Regions from separate parts of the Homo sapiens genome. Here all the other regions are linked to region 3. A link is a contact called in ENCODE Hi-C or POLR2A ChIA-PET data. All regions are on one chromosome and are shown on one strand. Each heading gives the region's core, a stretch centred on a gene start or an enhancer-like site at or near the end of the contact. The rest is flanking DNA. Distances are from core to core; before and after follow the strand shown. Region 1 holds the start of PNISR-AS1 (PNISR antisense RNA 1). Region 2 holds the start of UFL1-AS1 (UFL1 antisense RNA 1). Region 3 holds the start of MAP3K7 (mitogen-activated protein kinase kinase kinase 7). Region 4 holds the start of MMS22L (MMS22 like, DNA repair protein). Region 5 holds the start of NDUFAF4 (NADH:ubiquinone oxidoreductase complex assembly factor 4). Region 6 holds the start of KLHL32 (kelch like family member 32). Region 7 holds the start of FBXL4 (F-box and leucine rich repeat protein 4).

Region 1 (2,877 bases), core at 271-2,770, 8.8 Mb after region 3:
ACAGAGAATTCCAAATAAATTATGTAAATATTCCACCCTAACTGAGGAAGAGCACAACTGTCCATTCAGTAAGCGTGGGCTCTGCAAAGTGACTTCCTTCCAAAGAGAACAGTATAAAAAGGGGTGGGGGAAGTAACTTTACAGTGGATAAATCTAACAAACGCTACTCCAGAAGGATGATCAAGGTCAGTAATAATGTGATAAGTCACCTTGATAGTATGTATCCTTGATAGCATGTGTTGAAAAGGGCATCTTACCTCTGTGATCTTCCCCTGATATAGTCCGTAAGGCCATTTTAATCATGAGAAAATCGTCTGGCAAATTCCAATAGCAGGGCACCCTACAATATACCTGACCATACTCCTCAAAAAATGTCAAGGTCACTGTATTAGTTTGGTATGCTTGCCATAACAAAGTACCAAAGACTGGGTGGCTTAAGCAACAGAAATTTATTTCCTCACTGTTCTGGAGGCGTATAGTGTAAGCTCTATGGGGTTGATTTCATTCTAAGGCCTCTCTCCTTGGCTTGTGGATGGTTGTCTTCTCCCTATGTCTTCACATGATCATCCCTCTGTATCCTACTCTCTTCTTATAAGGACAGCAGTTATTAATATATTGGGCTAAGGTCCACCCTAGTGACCTCATCTTCTTTAAAGACCCTCTCTCCAAATACAGTCACGTTCTGGGGTACTGAGGTTAGGACTTCAAGATACGAATTTTAGAGGGGCACAAGTCAGCCCTTAACAGTCATCAAAAACTAGTTAAGCCTGAGAAACTGTCACAGCCAAGAATATACAGCCTAAGAATATACAACAACTAAATGTAATGTGATATCCTAGCTGGCATCCTGGAACAGAAAAAGGACTTTAGGTAAAATGTGAGGAAGTAGGAATAAACTATGGACCTTAGTTAATAATTTATCATTATTGGTTCATTAGTTGCAACAAATGTACCATACTAACATCTATTAATAAGAAGATAAACTGTGTGTGTAGTGGGGACGTCGTATGTGCTCAACGTAAACAAAAACTGTTCTAAAACATAAAGTCTATTAGTAAGTTAAAAAAAAAAACTCTCAAGAACATCTTTAAAGAACTGTTTTCTCTATAAGCCCTTTGCCACTTTACAAAAAAATTCCACAAGTAAAATCTTTAGTAGTCTGGTTGCTGTTGTTTTCGCCCTGCTGCACTCAAATGAGGAATTCTAAGTTTATTTTGTTTTACTTGGGGGCAGGGGGAAGTAAAAAGATGTAAAAGATTAATGTTGAATTAAAATCTTAAGCTAGAATGTTAATTTAACAACCCACAAACAAATTTGTCTAATGCTCAATTTGTTCAGATGACGATACTATCCACCACAGGGTAAAAAACTGAAATATTGGATACTACCTTTAGCGAAGCTTAACACATAATATCCATCATTGGGTAAGAACACACGAAAAACACAAACTAAGGAACTGCGCCTGCGTAGTCAGAGCCTCAAAGGGTATAAGCTCCAGGTCGCGAGCCCCCGCCTCCTCCGCCCCCATGAACCCCCTTCCCACAAGGGGGTTCCCACTGCGCACGCGCAGTGTTTAACGGCCGGTCAGGAACCCAACAATTAGTCCCTTCTCGTCCGAGAGGAAACTCTGTGAGAAGATGGGACCGTGAGCACTCTCTTTAACAAGGACATTTCCTTTTCAGCGAAAGCAGCGCTCTGATTTACCAAGTCTGGCGGACCGCAGCGCTTTAAAGGAATGAGGTTCCAGCGGTCGCGCCAAGCAGCGTACGCAGCCTATTTTAAGTTATGCTACCTTCGCCACAGAAACCAAGAACGTTGTAATGGTCCGGCAAGTGCCCACGTATAATTGTTCTCCATCACTTACCCACTCTAGTTCGGGAACACCCTTGTCGCCGCCGTTCCGGTAACACCTCTCCAACGCTTTCGATGCTTCTACTTCTTCGGGAACAAGACAAGATGGCGCCCGATTTGTCTCACCCGGAAGTAAAGAATAATAACATCCGTTTGTCATCTGAAGCCATACCATCTCTCATCCAGGTTTGTGAACACGTGATTGTGCGGATTGACATGTTTCGGCGCCATTTTTTTTGTGGGCAAAACCATCTCTACTCTGGTCAACACCGGGCAACTGAACCATTCCTGCACGTTACTTTTTAACGTAGCTGGCGCCATTCCCGACCCATCTTTATAGTGGCCAGAAAGCCAAGAACGTAAGTGTTCTACACATAGGGCGCCTTCAAATTTTTTACTTTAGCAACGTGATCTTCCTTTAAGGGGAAGTATGTTCCCTCCTAGAAACACTCCCGCCTTGGAGAAGGGGTTGAGTTCGCAACTCCACTTACAGACTACGGAGGAACCCCAGGGTCAAACCAAACCAAACCAATTCTGGCCAGTTGCTTAGCGCAGTTCAAGTTACTTAGTGCGCTGGAAGCGGCATTTCAGGCAATCCAACTTCTGGCTCGAACCTTCTCGGAGTATTCCAAGGATGGAATACTCTCACTTGAGCGCTGCCGAGGGTGCCGCTTGAGGAAAACGTGAGTTTGTGAAGGTGAGCAGTCTGGGTCGGTAGCGAAAGCGGAGACCTTAGCTGACCCCGCAGCTGTCTTTCTCTTTGTTAACCTCAACACATCGCGCCCCCTTCCGGGAACACTTGCTCTTCTCTCCTTGGCTTAACTAGTCCCGGTTTTTCATTCTTTATCCGTGACTTTTAGGGAACCGTGGGGGGGAAGTCTGGTTTCCGTCCTGCTGCTTTCCTTCAACTACAAGATGGCTTCTCAAAAGGACGCATGCAATGCCATTCCTCAAAGACAGTATGTTGATTTCACAGTGTTTTTATATGAACAACGTTCAAGTGTCAAAAGTATCAATTTCCAGGCT
Region 2 (3,117 bases), core at 444-2,943, 5.9 Mb after region 3:
AAGTTTATAAAGAAAGCAAAGGAAAAAAAAAATGGCTATTCCATAGGCAGAGCAACGGCTTGAGCTGCTGGCCTAAGGATACCTATAGTTATTTCTTGATTACAGCTAAACAAGGGGTGGATTATTCACAAGTTTTCCAAGGAAAGGTGTAGGCAATTCCCAGGGCTGAGAGTTCCTCCCCATTTTAGACCCATATAAGGTAACTTCCAGACGTTGCCATGGCATCTGTACACTGTCATGGCACTGGTGGGGGTGTCTTTTAACATGATAATGAATTATAATTAGCATATAATGAGCAGTGAAGACGACCAGAGGTCACTGTATTCATCATCTTGGTTTCTGGTGGGTTTTGGTTGGCTTCACTACTGCAACCTGTTTTATCGGCAAGGTCTTTATGACTTGTTTTTCCTGCCTGTGGACCTTCTATCTCACTCTGTGACTAACCTCCTGGGAATGCAGCCCAGTAGGTTTCAGCCTTATTTTACCCAGCCCCTATTCAAGATGGAGTTGCTCTAGTTCAAACGCCTCTGACAACTAGTCACCCTGCTGTGCTATCAAATACTTGATATTATTCATTCTTTCTAACTGGAATAATATTTTTTAAATAGTAAAGAGTGAGATACATGAACTCCAAATATCTGAGACAGGTCACAATCAACTCAGAAAGTTTATTTAGCCAAAGTTAAGAACTTGCATCCATGACATGGCACAGATCCTGACAACATGCGCCCAAGGTGGCTGGGGCACAGCTTGGTTTTACACATTTTAGGGAGACATGGGGCAGCAATCAATATATGTAAGATAAACATTGGTCTGATCTGGAAAAGCGGGGCAACTCCAAGTGGGGAGGAAGTTCCAAGTCATAGGTAGATAACAGACAGTTGCATTCTCTTATGAGCCTCTCCAAATGAGGCAATCAGACATGCATTTATCTCAGTGAGCAGAGGGGTGACTTTGAATAGAATGGGAGGCAGGATTCCCTAAGCAGTTCCCAGTATGACTTTTCCCTTTAGCTTAGTGATTTGGGGGTCCCATGATTTATTTTCAATTCATAAGATATAAAAAAGATATAAAAAAGAAAGGTACACCTGAGTAAATATCTACTCAACAGGGAAGCAGGATACATGTTCTCTTTGCTTTCCCTGTTTCCTTGATAGCCATGCACCTTATGTTTATATTCCTCATTATTTGATGAAGTTAATCATTGCAATAAGAGAAATACGAAAGACTCTAGAACTCTAGACACGAAAGCAATTATACAGCCTTTATGACACGCAAATTTATTCACTCTGTAAAAAAAAAGTAATTACTTTCGGTAGGGTCTCCCATGTATCTTCCAAAAGGCAGACTGCTCTGGGTGCATGTAAAAATTAACACGATACCCTATACAAAAGGGAATGCTCAGAGTTAACAGCTAGAGAAGAGAGGCGCCAATCTTAGACACAGGCTTATTCCTCCGCACCCTCCCCCAAAACAAATGGAGGACAGAAGAAAAAAGAAAAGTAGTTAATACAACTATTACTCTACGGAAATATTAGGGGTAGCGCAAACAAAGTTCTGACACTAAACTTTACTGAGCCCTGCATCCTGCCCACGACCCCCCCAGAAACACCTACGCACCACTCTCCTAGCCGCCGCAGCCCCGCCAGTCTCGCCGGGAGGAACCCCCAGCGCCGCGGTACAACCACGGCACTTCCGCCCGCCCCCCGCGCCTCGGGCGCAAGCGTTTGGTGTGTCTGCGTCGGGGGCGGAGCCTCTTGTCCCTCTGCGCGGCCCGTTCCGCCTCTCTTCTCCCACCGCCTGTCGGCTGACGTGTCTGCAGTTCCTCCGCGTCTACTGCGAGTCAGGCCGTGATGGCGGACGCCTGGGAAGAGATTAGGCGGTTGGCGGCCGACTTCCAGCGGGCGCAGTTCGCCGAGGCCACGCAGAGGTGCCCGACCCTCCCTCTCCTTTGTGGAGCCCAAATTAGGCCGTGGGCGGACACGCCTGTATCTGGGACTTTAGACCCGCGGCCCTGCATCCCGGGTCTTCTCGCTGCTTGTCACCATTCTCTCCTCCTCCCTCTGTCCCGAGCCTGGATCGCAGTTCCAAGTCCAAGGCTCGGCGGGAAAGTCCTCAGCCTAGGACGCCCTGGAGCCCCCCAGCCCAGCTGCAGCGAAATGCTGGCGCGCCCCGCCCCACCATGGACGGGGCCGGTGATTTCGAGCTGCCTTTATTGAGCATTTCTTTGACCCTCCCTCACCCACCAACCACCAAATCACTGTGACATCTTGGCTATTATACACTTCCTGATCTAGAATGAGCTCGAAAGGAGAGGCTAACCCCCGCCCCCAGTACAGTACTTGGCAAATAGTATGTTGATCCTTAAAACTTCTTGCCCTTTTATCTCTCGTAACAGACCTAGGGCTAGACCCCTGACCCCATCTGTTATTCAGGGCACTGACATTTTCTACAAGCCCACTAACCTTTGGAGGATGTGTCCAGAGGAGCCTAACTCTGCTTTTTAAAAATAACGCTAATAGAAGCCTTTCTATTCTTTGACTACTTCCTACCTGCGATGTTTTATTCCTTTTGAGCCGGAAGACAGCAATCCCCTTATGCTGTATTTTCTACCACTGATAGCAAACTCGTAACTGCATGGGTAACTAACGTGGGTAAAAGTTATGGTTTCACTAGGCCACATCCCCTGCCTGCTTGCAGACCATGTGTGTAAGTGAGGCAATTATGCACTTAATTTAAAAGAAAATTCTGATTAAACTGGAAATTAGGGCATTTTTTGTTTTGTTTTGTTTTGTTTTTTCTTTTTTCCTACCTAAATAAATGTCTTCAATTTTCCCTTCAGATTTGAAGATTGGAAGCAGGCCTGTAAGAGACAACAGACTTGAAATTTGTGATGGGATGATGTGTACCAATTAAATAAATGATTTAAGCATATGTAAACCTACTTACTCTGAAAGGTTTTTTTTTAACTTATTGAATCAGTTAGTGAAAAATACAGATATTGTGATGTAGAAGTTAGTGACTAAACAAACTTTTTAAAAGCCTGTTTTCATACATTGTATTAATTTTATTGAGCGCCAATGTCTCAAGTGGACTTTTGAAACAACTTTTTTTCTT
Region 3 (3,179 bases), core at 376-2,875:
GACATAACTCGTTGACAATCTATAATATTTCACTAGGTTTTTCATGGACTATATAACGCAAAGTGCTTAATAAATTTAAAAAATGGCAAATAAATGGTAAGAGATAGTATTTTCAACCAAAGTTTTTAACAAGTTCTAAAGTGTCTTTAAAAAATATATATGCAGTTTTTACTTTTCTAAATTTTATAGTCATTAGAACCCAATTTACCTGTTAATTTGAAAAACGACGCTTTAAAGTCACTTTGAAATATCTTGTTCTAAAATAAATTACTGCAGAATAAAGAAAGGATATGGGTTTTCTGATAGCGATTTCTAGTCTAATATTATATTCTGATTGTCACCGAAATCATTCGTTATCTCTTCAGAATATGCTACTTGAAACATCTTTTGATCGTAGACCAGTCTATGTTACTTATGGTGAAATTCACCTACATTAGCCCAACTGAAAGCCGAGCATTTAAACATTACGAGTATTGCTGTGCGGTATCGGAGAAATTGAGAACCATTCGGTGCTAAGGGAAACACTTTATTAGACTTGATGATCTACTAATTTAACAAGCATTTATTGAGCATCCCCTACATGCCAGGTACTGAAGTAGAAGTCGAATATAATACAATCTTTGGCCATTAAGAACATTACGTCCGGCCGGGCCCGGTGGCTCACGCCTGTAATCCCAGCACTTTGGGAGGCCGAGGCGGGTGGATCATGAGGTCAGGAGATCGAGACCATCCTGGCTAACAAGGTGAAACCCCGTCTCTACTAAAAATACAAAAAATTAGCCAGGCGCGGTGGCGGGCGCCTGTAGTCCCAGCTACTCGGGAGGCTGAGGCAGGAGAATGGCGTGAACCCGGGAAGCGGAGCTTGCAGTGAGCCGAGATTGCGCCACTGCAGTCCGCAGTCCGGCCTGGGCGACAGAGCGAGACTCCGTCTCAAAAAAAAAAAAAAAAAAAAAAGAACATTACGTCCAGCGGACTGAAACTCCAGAACGGCTACGATCTTCGCTGAAACTACTACTTACAGATACGAGAACTGGTGGACCACACTATCTCACCAGTTCATTCTCCTGTTTATCACCGGAATATCAAATCCAAAATCAAGAGTACCCAAGAGAGGAAAAAAGGCAGCTACTCCCGAGCAGTTGAGCTCAGAGAGTAACCCCCACTCCCACGTTACTGAGGGCTGTGGGGTCTCCCGGGTGGACCCCGCAGGGTCCCGCGAATTAGAGGGGCCCCGGGAGGCACCTTCAGAGCCGGCACCAGGCAGAGGCGGGGGCGGGGCAGGCCGGGACCGGCGTCTCCATGCCGGGCCTCGCTCACCTCTTCCACCTCGATCTCCTTGTAGTCGATCTCTTCAAAGTTGAGGACCTGGGAAGGGGCTTCGATCATCTCACCGGCCGAAGACGAGGAGGAGGAGGAGGCGGCAGAGGCTGTAGACATGATCCCTCGCGGCGCCCGGTGGGGCCGGGAACGGTGCCACCCGGACAATCCGGGTGAGACCCGCGCCCACCCGCCTCCGGACCGACCCTCAGCCTGGAGCCGCGCAGTCCTACTACCCGGCGATCCGTGGCGGGGGTAGAGGCAGCGGCCACAGCCGTGTCCGGCTCTGGCTCCGCTGCGTTTTCCGCCGACGGGCCCCGCCCACTACACTTCCGGTTCCGGGCTGAAATCGGAAACAGGAGGAGGGCCGTAAACTCCGGGGTAGGGGAGGGGAGAATTTTGTGACTTGGAAAGAAAAGGAGGGACAGGTTGGGGGTGGGGTGGAGTAAGCTAAGAAGCAAACTTGGACCTCTAGAACAAATTTCGCGAGACCTTTATTACAGGGCCTCAGCAACCGGATGATACCGCGAGAGAGGACGCCTGACGTAATTAAAGTGCGCGAACGGAAGTGGCGCGGAACATGACGGAAAATCAGTACGGTTGGTCCCTTAAGGACCAGCGGGAAAGATAAAAGCTGGGGTTTAGTCTGTGCTGCGTGAAATATGTCTTGGCCTCACTTCCTGTCCTCTGAGCTGCCTGCAGCCGGGCGAGGTGGTGTTGAACTGTGTTTTTTGTGACGAAGCTTACTTTTAAGTTTCATCCCTAAACTAAGTTGACCTGTTTCTTTAAGACGGCTTGCAAAATGTGTTTTCCTCAATGTGGGATATGGAAAGAAGCAGTTGCTCCTGTTATTTTGAGCTAGTACCTGACGCTATGAGAAATTCTAAAAGAGCGAATCAGATCATGCAACATGAATAACTATGGAGGCTGAGTGATCAAGAACAGAAGTTAATATTTTGGTGTTACAAACTTTCCACGGATTAGGTGAATAAGATATTTATAATTTGGTGTGTTCATCTCAAGTTATGGATTACGAGTGCGGGGCACTAGTGCTTTAGATTGGTAAATGAATCATCAACAGTCGCCTTGAAAATCGAATATTTTTGTCACCATTTTCAGGACATGAGAAAACACGCTGAGAGTTTAAAGCAATTATGGTCCTCACAAACTAGATCATTCTGTCCCCAAGATGGTCAGTATTGCTCATGTTGTACTACCAGCACAAGTTTTAGTTTTAAACTAACTGTTGAATTTTATATAGTCCGTTTGACATAAAGCCTAACTGTGGAATTATGTTAAACACATTTGGGATTGCAAATAGATCATTGGATTTGACCATCAAGAAGTTACAAACTCCTGGGAAACATTCTGTCACTTTTTATTCGTAGTTCTAGTGACACGCAGTGACAGTTTGATGAGTGGATAAAAAAATGAAAGAAACGATAATTTCTTTTCACTGTACACTCTCTCTTTGCATGCTCTTACCCAAGGTCTCTGTTTCTCATACTATTTTTATAATGATGACTCCTAATCTCCAAATACTCAAGATTTTTCCTGAATTCTGGACCTATTGGTCATCTCTACTTAGACAAACACCTAAACTTCAAGATACCACAGCAAATTCAAAAGTTGTCACCCACCACAAATATATTCCTATGTTATTTTCCTATGTCACTTAAGGATGCCATCACCCAGTTGGTTGTCCAAGTGAGAAATCAGGGCATGTGAAATGATGCGTGGTGCACTGATACCCAGTAGAAGCTGATATAATCAGTGGGACAGTCATTTTCACCTGTCATTCCCCTTGCATTTCCAAACAAGGATGGTCACTTCTTACCTTGTGCTATAACTCTGCAGGTCTA
Region 4 (3,168 bases), core at 452-2,951, 6.7 Mb after region 3:
GCTAGACTGTATTAAAACGTCAATCTTCTATATTGATAAAATGTACGACTAAAGTGTAATGTAACTTAAGAGGAAAAATCAACAAGAATTCTAAAAAACATATTTCTGCCTGTCTTCACCAGTAGTCTTCAGTTGTAGAATTTCATCCTTTGAGGGGACATTTAATTTTAAAACTGCTAACAGTTATTCTGAGCCATGTCTGGAGAATAGTATCCAACTAATGAAGTTGAGTATTCTATTTAAGATTTCTAACAAGGTACAACTATAAGGTCAACAAAAATAGTTTCCTCACTGAAACTGCCTCAGCAGGTATTACCAAAATATTTCAAGAACAGTTTTACTGTAATATATATGTACCTGCCCAAGGCAAAATAAGTCTATACACTTCTATATGTGCAGGTAGGATTAGAAGGAACAGGGGCAATAAAAAATGTTTGTCTCTCTTAAATATTACTGGAAAGCTCTAGAATATTATCACACTCTTTAGAAGGAAATACTACTGCAAAAGGCTCAGATAGTTAGGAATTCATTTTAAGTAGAAGAAAAATTAGTGCCCAGCTCCCTACAGTAAGGGAACATCAGTTACCAAGGAAGTTTTCCCTAATACCCCAAATACTTTAGATATGCCCTTACCAAGAAGCCAGCAGAACTGATAATCATTTGTACCCTTATGATATACTAAGCTGATTTATAAAACACGACTTGGTGAACACCAAAGTTTAATGGGCTGAAATAACTAACATTCCTAAAAAACTGGTGAATAATCAGATGAGGGAAAATGTCTCTGAGTTTTACCTACCGCTTAAGGGCTCCGCTGCAGAGGTAGGATTCTCCAGAAAAATGTTTTCCTCCTCCTCTGTTGTCAACAGCACAAGAAAAGTAAGGAGGTTTGCACCATTCCGTCCCCAGCTCCAGCTCTAAGCTGTCAGTCAGGAACGTCGATGCAGCAGAACAGTTCTCCATTGTTTACTTCATGTTCTGAAACACTTGGGGTTCGTCGTATCATTAAGGGCTCCAAAGAGAAGGTGTGAAGAGATTCCTGTTGGGGGGGGGGGGGTGGGGCCGAGAGAGTGGGGATTACTTCAGAAAGTTCTCAAGACGTCCGCCAGCAGGAAGGAAAAACAAACGAACAAACCCAGAGGCCAAATTCCCAATTCCCCCTCGCCCTCCGTCCATCAAGGCTGTCAGAACTTAAGACAAAATGCACAACCAACTGGCTGTGGCAGGGACCTCGAAATCCGGCCACTAAGTCGGGCTCTGCAGCCCAGGACAAGGTGAAAAGCAAAGAAATGTCTGCAGGACATAGCGTCCCGGGCTTGCCTAGAACTGCGCCCTCCGCAACGTTTCTAAACCACTCTCCGCCCGTTTCCCAGCAGCAGGGTGGAGAACGCTCCCTCCCCGGCTCGGGGTGGAAATTAGGAAAGCAACCCCTAGGGCCAACCCCGACCCTCCAAGGAGGAGGCGAGACCCACCAGGCCCACGCCTGGCAGCACTCGGGCGGAGAAGGCGGGGTGCCGGTATCCCGCGTACCCGGCTGCAGCAAGGACCCGGGGCGTCGGTTACCCGCGGTGCCTGTCGTACCCGCTCACATTTCCAGCTCCCGAAACCTGCCTCCTGTGACCCAGACCACCAACAGGAATCTTTGGGGTCTAAACCGCAAACAGGCGAAATTCCCGCCACCGCGCGCCCGCGCTCCGGAAAGGCGGGGCCACGGCGCAGCCCTCCCCCGGCTACCAATCGCCTCGCGATATCTGCGCGGAAACAGTCGGAGCCCCACGAATTCTCGCGAGAGTCCGTCAGTCCGGGACGAGGTACTGAGAAACTTTTTTTTTTGTACCTTTAATTGGTGCGTTCGGCTGAAAGGCGGGGCCTGGTAAAAAAAAAAAAACAGAACTGCTGCTGAGGCGGAGGAGAGGACTTAAGGACTATGGGTTTATCCTCTGGCCGGACCAAAGAGAAGATATTTACTCCAGTGAGTGCGAAGTGAGTGCCTCGTTCACACCCACAGTCGCGCCGTCCCCTCTTCCCGCTCTGGGGCCAGCAACTCTTGTTAGAATGCAGATGCCTTTTGTCCATGGACTGTGAGGCAGGCAAGTGCAACAATTAATTTTCTCTGTAACAGATGGAACAAGTAGACAGAAAATTAGTATGGATATGGAAAACTTGGAAAGCACTAACCAACTTGACCTAATTGACGTTTATAGGTGACCAACCCAACAATAGCAGAATACACACTCCTGTCAAGTGCACATGAAACATTCACTAAGCGATACCATATTCCGAGCCATAAAACAAATGTCATCAACTTTAAAAAGATTTAAATCGTACAAAGTGTATAGTCTGATCATAATGGCATTAAACTAGAAATAAAGTAGATACTTGAAATACTCTAAATATTTGGAAATTAAGAATCATACTTCTAACTAACCTGTGAATCAGGAAAAATCACAGGAAAATTAGAAAATACGTTGAATTAAATTAAAATGAAAACACTAAAATTTGTAACAGTACCTGCTTACATTAAAAAGAAGAACTCAATTCAATAAACTTTTGTCTTAAGTAACTAGAAAAAACCCCCAGCATATTGAAACCAAAGCAAGCAAAATGAATGAAATGATAAATAGTAGAAATAAATGGGATGAAATAAATGGAAGGAAATACATGCAAAAGTTGTTTTTCTAAAAGAGCAATATAATTGATAACCCCCCTACCCAAACTGATAAAGAAAATAAACAAATTATCAGTATCAGGAATTAAAAAGGTTTCATCACTATGAAATTTAGTCATTAAAAGGACAAGGATATTAAAAGAACATTATGAACATTTTTATGCCAATAAGCATAGGTGAAATGGACAAATTCCTTAAAAGACGCAAACTGTCAAAAATCAACAAAAGAAGAAAATTTGAGTATCTCTGTATTTATCGTAGTACTCAGAATCTTTGGTTAAGCCTCCCTCCTCTCTCTCTGCACACACACACACACACACACACACACACACACACACACACCACTTCTTACAAGAAAACTTCAGGCCAGGGCAGGCACAGTGGCTTTGGGAGGCTGAAGTAGGTGGATCCCTTGAGACCAGGAGTTCCAGACCAGCCTGGGCAACATGGTGAAACCCTGTCCCTTGTCTCCACAAAAAAAATACAAATATTAGCCAGGC
Region 5 (2,837 bases), core at 103-2,602, 6.3 Mb after region 3:
TTTAGAATTCTGGTAAATATCCAGTGAACCAAGGCATAAGTGTCTTGCTGTCTTACACCAGTGTGCTTAAACTTTGCCAAGGCGTGTAGATTGATCACAACACACACTTGCAGAGCACTCTTTTTACTACTTGCCACACTTAATCATTTTCCTGAAGCCCCAAAATAAGTAAATTGTGTATTCACTTAATTAAACACACATTTACCTGCAAGGAAGACACAGGATCTTTGGAATCAACATACACATCTTTTAGAAACGACAGCAGCTTTTCATCTTTACGAGCAATCTCTCCTTTAACTTCTGGATAGACTAAGGAAAGGAAAAAAGTCACAATATTAAAATCAAGGAAAATTTCCTGTAATATCCTAAACGCTTAACACAAACGCTTTCTTTTATTTTCTTTTTTGAGTCGGAGTCTCGCTCTGTTGCCCAGACTGGAGTGCAGTCGCGCGATCTCGGCTCCCTGCAACCTCCGCCTCCCGGGTTCGAGAGATTCTCCCACCTCAGCCTCCCGACAAGCTGAGGCTACAGGCGCGCCACCACGCCCGGCTAATTTTTGCATTGTTTGTAGAGACGGGGTTTAGCCATGTTGGCCAGGCTGGTCTCGAACTCCTGACCTCAGGTGATCTGCCCGCCTCGGCCTCCCAAAGTGCTGAGATTACAGGCTTGAGCTACCGCGCCCGGCCTAACCACTTTAATTTTTTTAAAAAATAAACATAATCATTTGGACTGTTAGGAAAATACTTTAGATGGAAATCAAAATTCCAGGTCAGGCTCTGCGTCCATCGTCCAGTGAAGACCCCTAGAGAAAGCTCTGTGACCCTCTCGGATTTTGATTCCCTGTATCAAGTCCGTGACAGCAGCCGGCGAGGGCCTGGTTAGCGGGAGCACTGGCTGCTGCCTCTGGGTCTCGGAAGTAGGCGGGGCCGCCGACCTCACCGCGGGCGCGGAGGACAGTCTCAATGTCACCGGCCTGGCGGCTCCCCCTTCCAACGCTCCGCCAACCCGAGCGGCTGCGGCCGAGCAGGCTGACGCCGATCCCTCGGCCTCCGGACCCACGCTAGGGACAGCCGGGCAGCACAGGGACTCCGCGCCCCCGGGCCCCGAAACGCCCTCGCACCACTCACGACTAATCTGCTCTCGCAGGAGGCTGTTGGTAGAGGGGTGTCTGGGAGCGACAGAGGGCTTCATCTTGCTGATTTCCCGTTCCGCTCGGTTCTCTAGGTTGAAATTCCTGATACCGCGAATCACTAGTGCTCCCATCTCCTCATAACATTATGCGCTCAGGTTCAGGCCGCACGTGGGAACACCGGCGCAGGACAACTCCGGGACACCCGGAGCATGCGCACAAGTGAGGGGAAGCCCCGCCGCGGGCGCTTAAATGCGTGCCCGTCGCCCCCTAGCGCTCGGGAGGCCACACACCGCTTCTCTGCCCAGGGCATTTAAAAGGGAGCCCCTCCCTTCGGGGCGAGTGACGGCTCCCACGAGGGCCGCTTCCGGCGGGAGGTGGCGGGGCTTAAGTCCCCAGACCCACGGTTGCTTTTAACGCTGGAACTCCGAGGGAGTCACCCGGGAAGCTCTGTAAAGTTCTGTGCCGGGCCCTACCCCAGACTTTCTGATTTAATTCTTGTGGAGTGAGGCCCAGCATTGGATAAGACTCCACGTGATTCCAAAGTTTCAGTGAAGAGCTGAAAATCAAAGTCGTAAGGAAGTTGACCTTGAAGTTGTTTCACAGGGCAATGCCACCAAAGAGTTAGCCGATAAAAATGGAACTTACTGAACCAGGGTCAAACTGGGCTCTCAAGTTGCCCTTTCCTGCTTTTGTGAAAGGAAAATAATGAAAGGATGTTCCCTTTCGATGAGTATTTGTTCTCAGCCGCTCTCATTTAAATGCCTCTTATTTTCCTGTCCCCCCGCCTGATGCATTTTCAAGCCACTGTATTCTTTTTCCATTATTTTTTACATCCCGTTCTCATTTGACCTAATGGTATCGATTTTAGTTATACTTTCCCTTATCTTATTTTTGCTACTAATTTACTTCTCCATGCTACTAAATGCTGAGTCATTCCCTCTCCTATTTCTCTTCTCTCTTGCCTTCTTCATTCTTTTTAAGCCTCTGTGTAATTTAATGAAAGGAACAGACAATAAGACGTCAGAAAAAAAAAACAAACAAACAAAAAAACGAGTGTTACATTCACCTTCTCCGTCTCTCTCCATTTCCTGAATGGGTTACTGTAGTGCTGCTTTTATTTAAGACCCTTTAGAAATATTGTTATTAATCTAAAATAAAACCCACCAGGAAGGAAGCAGTAGGAAGGAAGTTACAGTATTTCTCTTACTGTGGCTGCAAAATCTATTTTTAGTGTTCTGATCTCTGCTTAGCAAAATGAAGTAGAGTGGATGTTTTTAACCAGCTTAAAGTAAGAAAATATTGATGTAAAGATAATCGAATAGAATAATAATAATAAAACAAGAATCAAAGAACCAAAATGAAGAAAGGGAAAGTTTTTTAAAAAGAAAACTAATGTAATCATTAAGTATAATGCTTAATCAGAGCAAAAGCACTGCAAGGAAGACGGCTTCAGCCACTCTAATTTAAATGCCCTTTATTTAATTATACTGAACATTTTTACAGGGATTGGTATTTGGAATTTATAGAAGCTGAAATCAGTGATCTCAGATAGCATTAACTGGGAAGTTATCCTGAAGGTGGCAGGCTGCTCCAAGATTTCTATCTTTGATACTTTTAAGCATGCTTGTGATTCAGGGCTTTTTAGGCACGGTATTTCTATTTCTATGGGTGCTAAGAAATTTTAATCTGCCTCATTATGTCTATG
Region 6 (3,015 bases), core at 499-2,998, 6.3 Mb after region 3:
ATGAACAATATTTAGTGAGCCGATACTATGTGGCAGACATTGTGCTAGGGCCAGGAGATACCCTGAGACACTCAGCTTGGGCAGTAAGAGACTCTTCCATAGTCACACAGATGGTGAGTTGGTGGTGTAAATATTCTTTTCCTGTGTAAATGCAATTATAGTCTTTGCTCTATTTAATTATACTAAATAAATAGCTGCTATTTATTCTAAACAGATAATCCAATCAATATAGATGGGCTTAAAATTTTAAGTATTCTCACTTTAGTGACAAACACCTTGGGGATCTTAAAGGACTGTTTTATTTATTGATACCAGTCACTGTCAATATTTTTGGTTCAAAGACGCTTTCATATTCGATTTTCTGATAGAAGACAACGCAATGAAAACTATCAAGTTGCTTATGAAAAATTCTTAGGATGACACTGCACCTAATGTTTGTAGTCAGTTGTTTGTCATTCTTTCCCTTGTCCTATGCTGTGTCCAGGACTGCTAGATAAGTAGGTACCCAGCATCCTAGCGTCCAGATATCAAAACCATGAAAATGAAGCACTACAAGCCAGACAGATAACCTCCAGAGGGAGCAAACGAATAAACCCCCAAATCCTGTGGATCTAGAAGTAGAAAATAATCGCTGAACCACTGATTTGAGACCAATGAGAACATTAAGGACACCTCAAAATAGATCAGGGCACTGTTCCTAGCCCAACTCTGTGGCAGAACATAAACCTGCAAGAAATAGGATTAACATACTATCTTTGCAGTAAGTTAAATCCTGAACTTCTACAAAATACAGTTTACTCCAATTTAGTTACACTCTTCCTGCTTCTGGTGTCTTACCTCCACGTTGGACTAAGGTTTTCAATTCGGTGGTGGAATACTTACCTATTAAAATTACCCACTTTGCTTTAGTGTGAGTTTCTCAGCATGTTTTACACAGGAGTGACCTGAATGACTCGGAAGTGGCACTTGAGTGTGCCAGGCCCTGGAATTTAATGGTATGGTTCTGTGGTTGTTGTCTGTTTGCGGTTTTATTGCTGAATTAGTAGTAACCACAGTAATCACACCCTTTCTCATTTCTCAGGCTTGGGGATTTCGTCCACCTCTGGCGGGTTGGTTCCCCTGACGTTTCTTAAAGTTACTGTGAATTTGTTCTGGTCAGTACCATAGAGTGTATTATCCTAAGGAGGGCCACTGTAGGGCCGCTAGGACTAGAGGCAACTTGAACTTCACAAGTTAGCAGAGCAAGGACTCCCTGGAACACCGAGTTAGGGCCACGGGGTCTGTTTGCTCAGATTGCCCGCCAGCCCTGGGAAAGGAGTCTGGGGGCGAGCAGGCTGGGTTCCCGGGTCTCAGTCGCCGCAGTGGTGGCTACAGACTGCGCATGTGACCCAGGGGCCGGCGACGCAGGTGCCGGAGAGCGAGGAGGAGGGCGGCGTGGAGGAGGGTACTTCCGGGACCGGCGGGCGCGCGCTGGCAGCTCGCCGACGGCGGGGGCGGGGGCGGGGGGCGGCAGGGGAGCGAGCGCGCTGGCGGCGGGCGGTGGCGTTGCGCGCGGGGTGGCGAAAGGATGTGCGCGGGATCGCGGGGGAGGGGGAGGGAGCGCGCGGGCTAGCTGGAGGCGGGAGGGGGCGGAGCCCTGTGGCGTCTGAACCCGCCCCGGGGGTGCCAAGGTGCGTCTCCAGTCTGACGCGACCGCCTGGGGCGGAGTCAGCGGGACGTGCCACCTGCAGTGCTGGCTAGGGCTTTTTATTTACTAGGGAGCAGTTTCCCCGCGCGACAGTTCGGGAGCGCGCAGGCAGTCGCGCGCACACACGCACGCAGGCACACACACACACACACACACACACACACACACACTTTCGCACACACAAACACGCTAGGACGCTCGTCTTCGCTACTGCATCCCCGAACCAGCAGAGCGAAGCTACTGCGGGTTCTGTTAACCTCAGCATCGTGGGGCGAAGCAGAGCCATTGTGCATCAAGGAGAGGCCGGTGCCTGCGCTGCCGTCTCTGGCACCTAACCCAGCAGACCGCTCACCCCATCGGGTAAGCCAGTCTCTCTCCTTGTAACCTGTTCTGCAGACCTGAGGAAGAGGGTGGGAGGCTGCTGGTGCGCCAAGTGGGGGCAGACCCGGAGTTGACATTTCAGGGGCTTGCAGCCCATGCAGCCTCTGCCCGTGTCGTCTAACGGGAGCAGCCACTACTCAGGTTACTTATGCTGCCAGCCCTGGAGTCGCTCCCCCTTTCTTCCCTCCCCCTGAGCCCAATATGTACTGTGCTCCTTGGTTGCCAAGGAGACTTGCTTAAACATCAGCCGTGGGACATCTATTGAAAGAACTGGTTTCTTAAATGATGCCGTTATTTATTTTGATATTTAAAATAAAATATACACTGAGGACCTTTCGTAATTTGGCATTTGTTAATCTGTATTCAGGTGGCGGTTTCATTCAACTTCAAGAAAAGCCGTAATTGCACTATATGGTATGCTTTAAAAAGGATTCGTCAGATGAATTTTTCAACGGATTGTGTCTTGAATCATAATTTACTCCCATTTTGGTGATCTTATAAAGAAAGATGACTGCAGTTTAGATCCCTTCTTCCCCTCTATTTCCAGTTTTATTTTGCAGTTCACTTAGTCGTGATTATTTTAAATTAAAAGCAGATGATTTAATTGTGTTTCCCCACACAAGAATGAGCTTCTATTGTAAATTGACCAGAACAGGAATACGTTTGTGAATTCGTAACGTAAGAAGGTAGCATTCATGACATACATCTTTGCTAGCATTTTTATATCCCCTGCATCAGTATTGAAGCGCAGTTTTTTGCACCTCTGCTCATTTCTGAGAAGATTCTGTTTTTTAAAAAATCTCTTATTGATTATTTTTAGATCTATCTCTATACACAGATAGAGATAGATATAAAATGTGTGCCATGGCTTACTAGAGCTTATATGAAAGTGCAGTGGTTTTTGCTTTTTGTTTTTTTTCTGATGGGACTGGGTCCTCTACTGGAAC
Region 7 (2,955 bases), core at 113-2,612, 8.4 Mb after region 3:
TTTCATCACGGCGTGAGTAAAGAAATTATCCATCTTACAATGAGTTGACTTATCTGATTTTCAAATAACAGAAGGGAAGAGTTTGAAAATGCAGAGTTCAGAAAAGCCAACTTTTGGCGCAGAAGTTTAAAACAAAGTTAGTACTCAGAACATAAGTATGGAAAGAAGAATCCAATTCAAGGAACTTTTAGAGTGCCTACTAAAGCATAATGCACATTTCCCTCAAGTCCTTAATCTGATAAAGGACTATTGGAGCGCTGATGACTCTGGATGAATCTCTCTCTACTCAACCAACAGATACAATATGCGGTACAGGATAATGGAGGCAGGAAGTGAGCCTGAAAGAAAAAAATATATACCTATAGCTGAACTTAAGAAACCAAGGAGTGCACGCAAGAACCAGAAAAGGCAGCTTGTGTCTGTGAACAGACCAAAGCAAGCAGAGATCCCTGCACCTGGTGGTAATGTGCCCTCCGGAGCACAAAGCCAGACGGGCATCCTGCCAACGCAACTACCTGACCACAGGCTTATACCATCTTCACCTTCTATAATAGTTATTTGTATACTGTATTTCAATCTGTGAATGCATCTCGAAGGTTTGTGGCAATGATTACTGGGAAATCAAGGAAATCCAAAACCACCCGTTATAAATATGTCGACAAGGAGGCCAAGTAGATGGTCATCATCACACTCTAGGGGCACCCCTAAACCTAAACACAGAAACAAGGTTGTAGCTGGGCACCCTGTAGCAGTCCTGAAGAAAGAAAACAGGCCTGGTTAGGCAAAAACCATCGGATGTCAGAGGGAAATCAAGGCAGCAGGCACAGGAATCACAAGCACAGGCGGGCATGTGGCCGACGCGTGGCTGCCGGCGCAGCACTGAGCGCGGGTGTGGGGCGACCCGCAGTCCCCCGCGGTGTAAACAACCCTGAGCCGCGCACACGTCCGAACGACGCCTCACAGCCTGCAGGCAGACTGTAGCGTAGAAAGAGCCCGAGGCACGTCAGCAGTTCTCAAGGGCCCCAGCAAGCCCCGCAAGCGTGAAGCGGAGGCGCGGGGGCGCGGGGCCGCGGGCGGGGAGGGGCGGGCAGCGGGGGCCTCTGCCAGGCGTCCAGACTCCCCAAAGCGCGGAGCTGCGCGCTGGCTCGGCCCCGGCCCCGCCCCGGCGCCAAAGGAAGAAGACAGAGACCCACGGGAGGGAGAAGTAAAGGAAGGGCCGTACCCTGCAGGGTCCGGGAGAGGCGCGCGCCGCGGGCTTCACCAGCGACCAGGCAGCGCGAGAAGGCCTGGGTGCGGGGGCGGCTCCCCGACTCTCTAGATGCGGCACAACCGCCGCAAGCCCGGCCTAGCGCGACCCGGAAGGAAGACGCGGAGGCCGCGAGGAGCGGCGGGCCCGGGGAGGCGGGGCGGAGCCGGGGAGGAGGGGCGGGGCCGCGGGGTTGGGGCGGGGCCGGGGAGGCGGGGCGGGGCCTGGAGGGAGGCGGGGCGGGGCCAGAAGCAAAGCCGGGCGTTTCTCCCATGGGAGGTGCTCTGGGTCCTACGGACAGCCCGCTCCCAGGCCAGGGGGAGGAGCTTTCTGCTGGCTTCCTAGCTCCAGTGGTGCCCGTGTAAAGGGCCTAGGTCATACACAGCGGGTAGTGTCTACAAATCCTCTTCGGAATAATCCCTTCCGAGTACCGGCTCGCCATGTGTAGTGTGGTCCTACAAGGACTTCTTCAGTCCAGACTTGGTGGATCAGATGATACATAGGTAATACGGCTGGTACGCATACGTAGAGGAAAAGTATAATATACATTATATGCACTCTGAAGGTATAATTCACCTAGTTTACAAACCTCCTCTTCCCTGCATACAAATCCTGCCTGCAGGCTCATTTCCATACCAACGTTCAGAAGCCTCTGACCATTACCTCTGATGAAGAAGATGGTCTGGCAGCCTCTCTTACTCATTTTGATTTATTTTTGGTAGATTCAGTATGGCACTTTATTTATTTATTTATGTATTTTTTGAGACGGAGTCTCGCTCTGTCGCCAGGCTGGAGTGCAGTGGCGCGATCTCGGCTCACTGCAACCTCCACCTCCCAGGTTCAAGCGATTCTCCTGCCTCAGCCTCCCGAGTAGCTGGGACTACAAGGGCGCCAAGCTAATATTTTGTATTTTTAGTAGAGACGGGGTTTCACCATATTGGCTAGGATGGTCTTGATCTCCTGACCTTGTGATCCACCTGCCTCAGCCTCCTAAAGTGCTGGGATTACAGCCGTGAGCCACCGCGCCCGCCCTTGGCACTTTTTTTAGTTTGCATCATATTTATCTTGTTACAAAATATCCACTAAGATGGAAAATATTTAATAAAATGTTGAACTACACATTATTTGCTGTCTGAATGCTCCAATGAGGCAAACCAGTAAGGATATTTACTTATATATGAACAGAATCAATATATGATATGCAATATACATTGTATACAAAAAAATTAAAATTTTTATTTTCTTCAACTTTTTGATGCATAATAGCTGTACATATTTTCAGGGTATATGTGATAATTTGATTCATTTCTGTAATCAAATCAGCATAACTGGGTTACTCATCCCCTTAAATATTTATCTTTTCTTTGTGCTAGGAACATTCAAATTGTTCTCTTCTGGCTATTTTGACATGTACTATTGATAAATGTTAGCTGTAGTCACCCTACTGATCTATGGAACACCGGGTCTTATTTCTTCTAAGTGTATGTTTCTTCTAAGTGTATGTTTACCTCCCCTTGCTCCCCCATGGCCCACCCCCCCAATACTTCTCAGTCTCTGAGATCCACTTTCTGAACTCCCACATATGAGTGAGAACATGCATTATTTGCCTTTCTGTGCTTGGCTTATTTCACTCATCATAATGACCTCCAGTTCTATCCATGTTTGTTGCAAATAAAAGGATTTTGTGGAGGGTTTTATGGCTGAATAAT

What was found. Hi-C counts contacts between places; a loop is a spot of excess contacts on that map. ChIA-PET counts read pairs that join two places held with the same protein, here RNA polymerase II (POLR2A). Pooled maps may share reads with other maps.
Region 1: a loop to region 3 is called in a pooled map, with 10 times the contacts of the local background. The contact joins the promoter of PNISR-AS1 here to the promoter of MAP3K7 in region 3. A Hi-C loop is called at or near these places in 2 of 50 pooled maps.
Region 2: a loop to region 3 is called in a pooled map, with 15 times the contacts of the local background. The contact joins the promoter of UFL1-AS1 here to the promoter of MAP3K7 in region 3. A Hi-C loop is called at or near these places in 3 of 37 single-sample maps with no recorded cell type and 11 of 50 pooled maps.
Region 4: a loop to region 3 is called in a map of CD14-positive monocyte, with 18 times the contacts of the local background. The contact joins the promoter of MMS22L here to the promoter of MAP3K7 in region 3. A Hi-C loop is called at or near these places in 3 of 168 maps with a recorded cell type or tissue (CD14-positive monocyte, CD4-positive, alpha-beta T cell and naive thymus-derived CD4-positive, alpha-beta T cell) and 11 of 50 pooled maps. POLR2A ChIA-PET finds 5 or more read pairs at or near these places in 1 of 52 experiments (WTC11).
Region 5: a loop to region 3 is called in a pooled map, with 21 times the contacts of the local background. The contact joins the promoter of NDUFAF4 here to the promoter of MAP3K7 in region 3. A Hi-C loop is called at or near these places in 10 of 50 pooled maps.
Region 6: a loop to region 3 is called in a pooled map, with 14 times the contacts of the local background. The contact joins the promoter of KLHL32 here to the promoter of MAP3K7 in region 3. A Hi-C loop is called at or near these places in 9 of 50 pooled maps.
Region 7: a loop to region 3 is called in a map of CD4-positive, alpha-beta T cell, with 11 times the contacts of the local background. The contact joins the promoter of FBXL4 here to the promoter of MAP3K7 in region 3. A Hi-C loop is called at or near these places in 4 of 168 maps with a recorded cell type or tissue (CD4-positive, alpha-beta T cell, CD8-positive, alpha-beta T cell and naive thymus-derived CD4-positive, alpha-beta T cell) and 7 of 50 pooled maps. POLR2A ChIA-PET finds 5 or more read pairs at or near these places in 1 of 52 experiments (B cell).

The regions. Positions count from the first base shown.
Region 1 is chr6:99,423,351-99,426,227 of GRCh38, forward strand. PNISR-AS1 (PNISR antisense RNA 1) reads left to right here and starts at 1,521. Exons shown (of 3, transcript NR_125843.1): 1 at 1,521-1,764; 2 at 1,874-2,037. PNISR (PNN interacting serine and arginine rich protein) reads right to left here and starts at 1,958. Exons shown (of 12, transcript NM_032870.4): 1 at 1,865-1,958. RefSeq lists enhancers at 1,259-1,779, 1,600-2,069, 1,761-2,877, 1,780-2,299, 2,300-2,820 and 3 more and a silencer at 1,436-1,616.
Region 2 is chr6:96,520,021-96,523,137 of GRCh38, forward strand. UFL1-AS1 (UFL1 antisense RNA 1) reads right to left here and starts at 1,694. Exons shown (of 4, transcript XR_007059687.1): 1 at 1-1,694. It overlaps UFL1 (UFM1 specific ligase 1), which reads left to right and starts at 1,786. Exons shown (of 19, transcript NM_015323.5): 1 at 1,786-1,930. The coding sequence starts at 1,854. RefSeq lists enhancers at 1-502, 503-1,374, 1,375-2,246, 1,391-1,580, 2,247-3,117.
Region 3 is chr6:90,585,447-90,588,625 of GRCh38, forward strand. It overlaps MAP3K7 (mitogen-activated protein kinase kinase kinase 7), which reads right to left and starts at 1,626. Exons shown (of 17, transcript NM_145331.3): 1 at 1,318-1,626. The coding sequence starts at 1,437. It overlaps LOC124901363 (a long non-coding RNA gene), which reads left to right and starts at 1,348. Exons shown (of 2, transcript XR_007059680.1): 1 at 1,348-2,509. RefSeq lists silencers at 1,446-1,565, 1,562-1,758.
Region 4 is chr6:97,281,515-97,284,682 of GRCh38, forward strand. MMS22L (MMS22 like, DNA repair protein) reads right to left here and starts at 1,702. Exons shown (of 25, transcript NM_001350599.2): 1 at 1,582-1,702; 2 at 800-1,039. The coding sequence starts at 963. RefSeq lists enhancers at 1,279-1,538, 1,919-1,978.
Region 5 is chr6:96,896,539-96,899,375 of GRCh38, forward strand. NDUFAF4 (NADH:ubiquinone oxidoreductase complex assembly factor 4) reads right to left here and starts at 1,353. Exons shown (of 3, transcript NM_014165.4): 1 at 1,128-1,353; 2 at 206-309. The coding sequence starts at 1,263. It also overlaps a transcript of KLHL32 not described here. RefSeq lists an enhancer at 1,176-1,275.
Region 6 is chr6:96,922,980-96,925,994 of GRCh38, forward strand. KLHL32 (kelch like family member 32) reads left to right here and starts at 1,749. Exons shown (of 11, transcript NM_052904.4): 1 at 1,749-2,047. RefSeq lists a silencer at 1,476-1,785.
Region 7 is chr6:98,946,584-98,949,538 of GRCh38, forward strand. FBXL4 (F-box and leucine rich repeat protein 4) reads right to left here and starts at 1,363. Exons shown (of 10, transcript NM_001278716.2): 1 at 1,223-1,363. RefSeq lists enhancers at 253-442, 1,246-1,757 and silencers at 883-1,192, 1,490-1,784.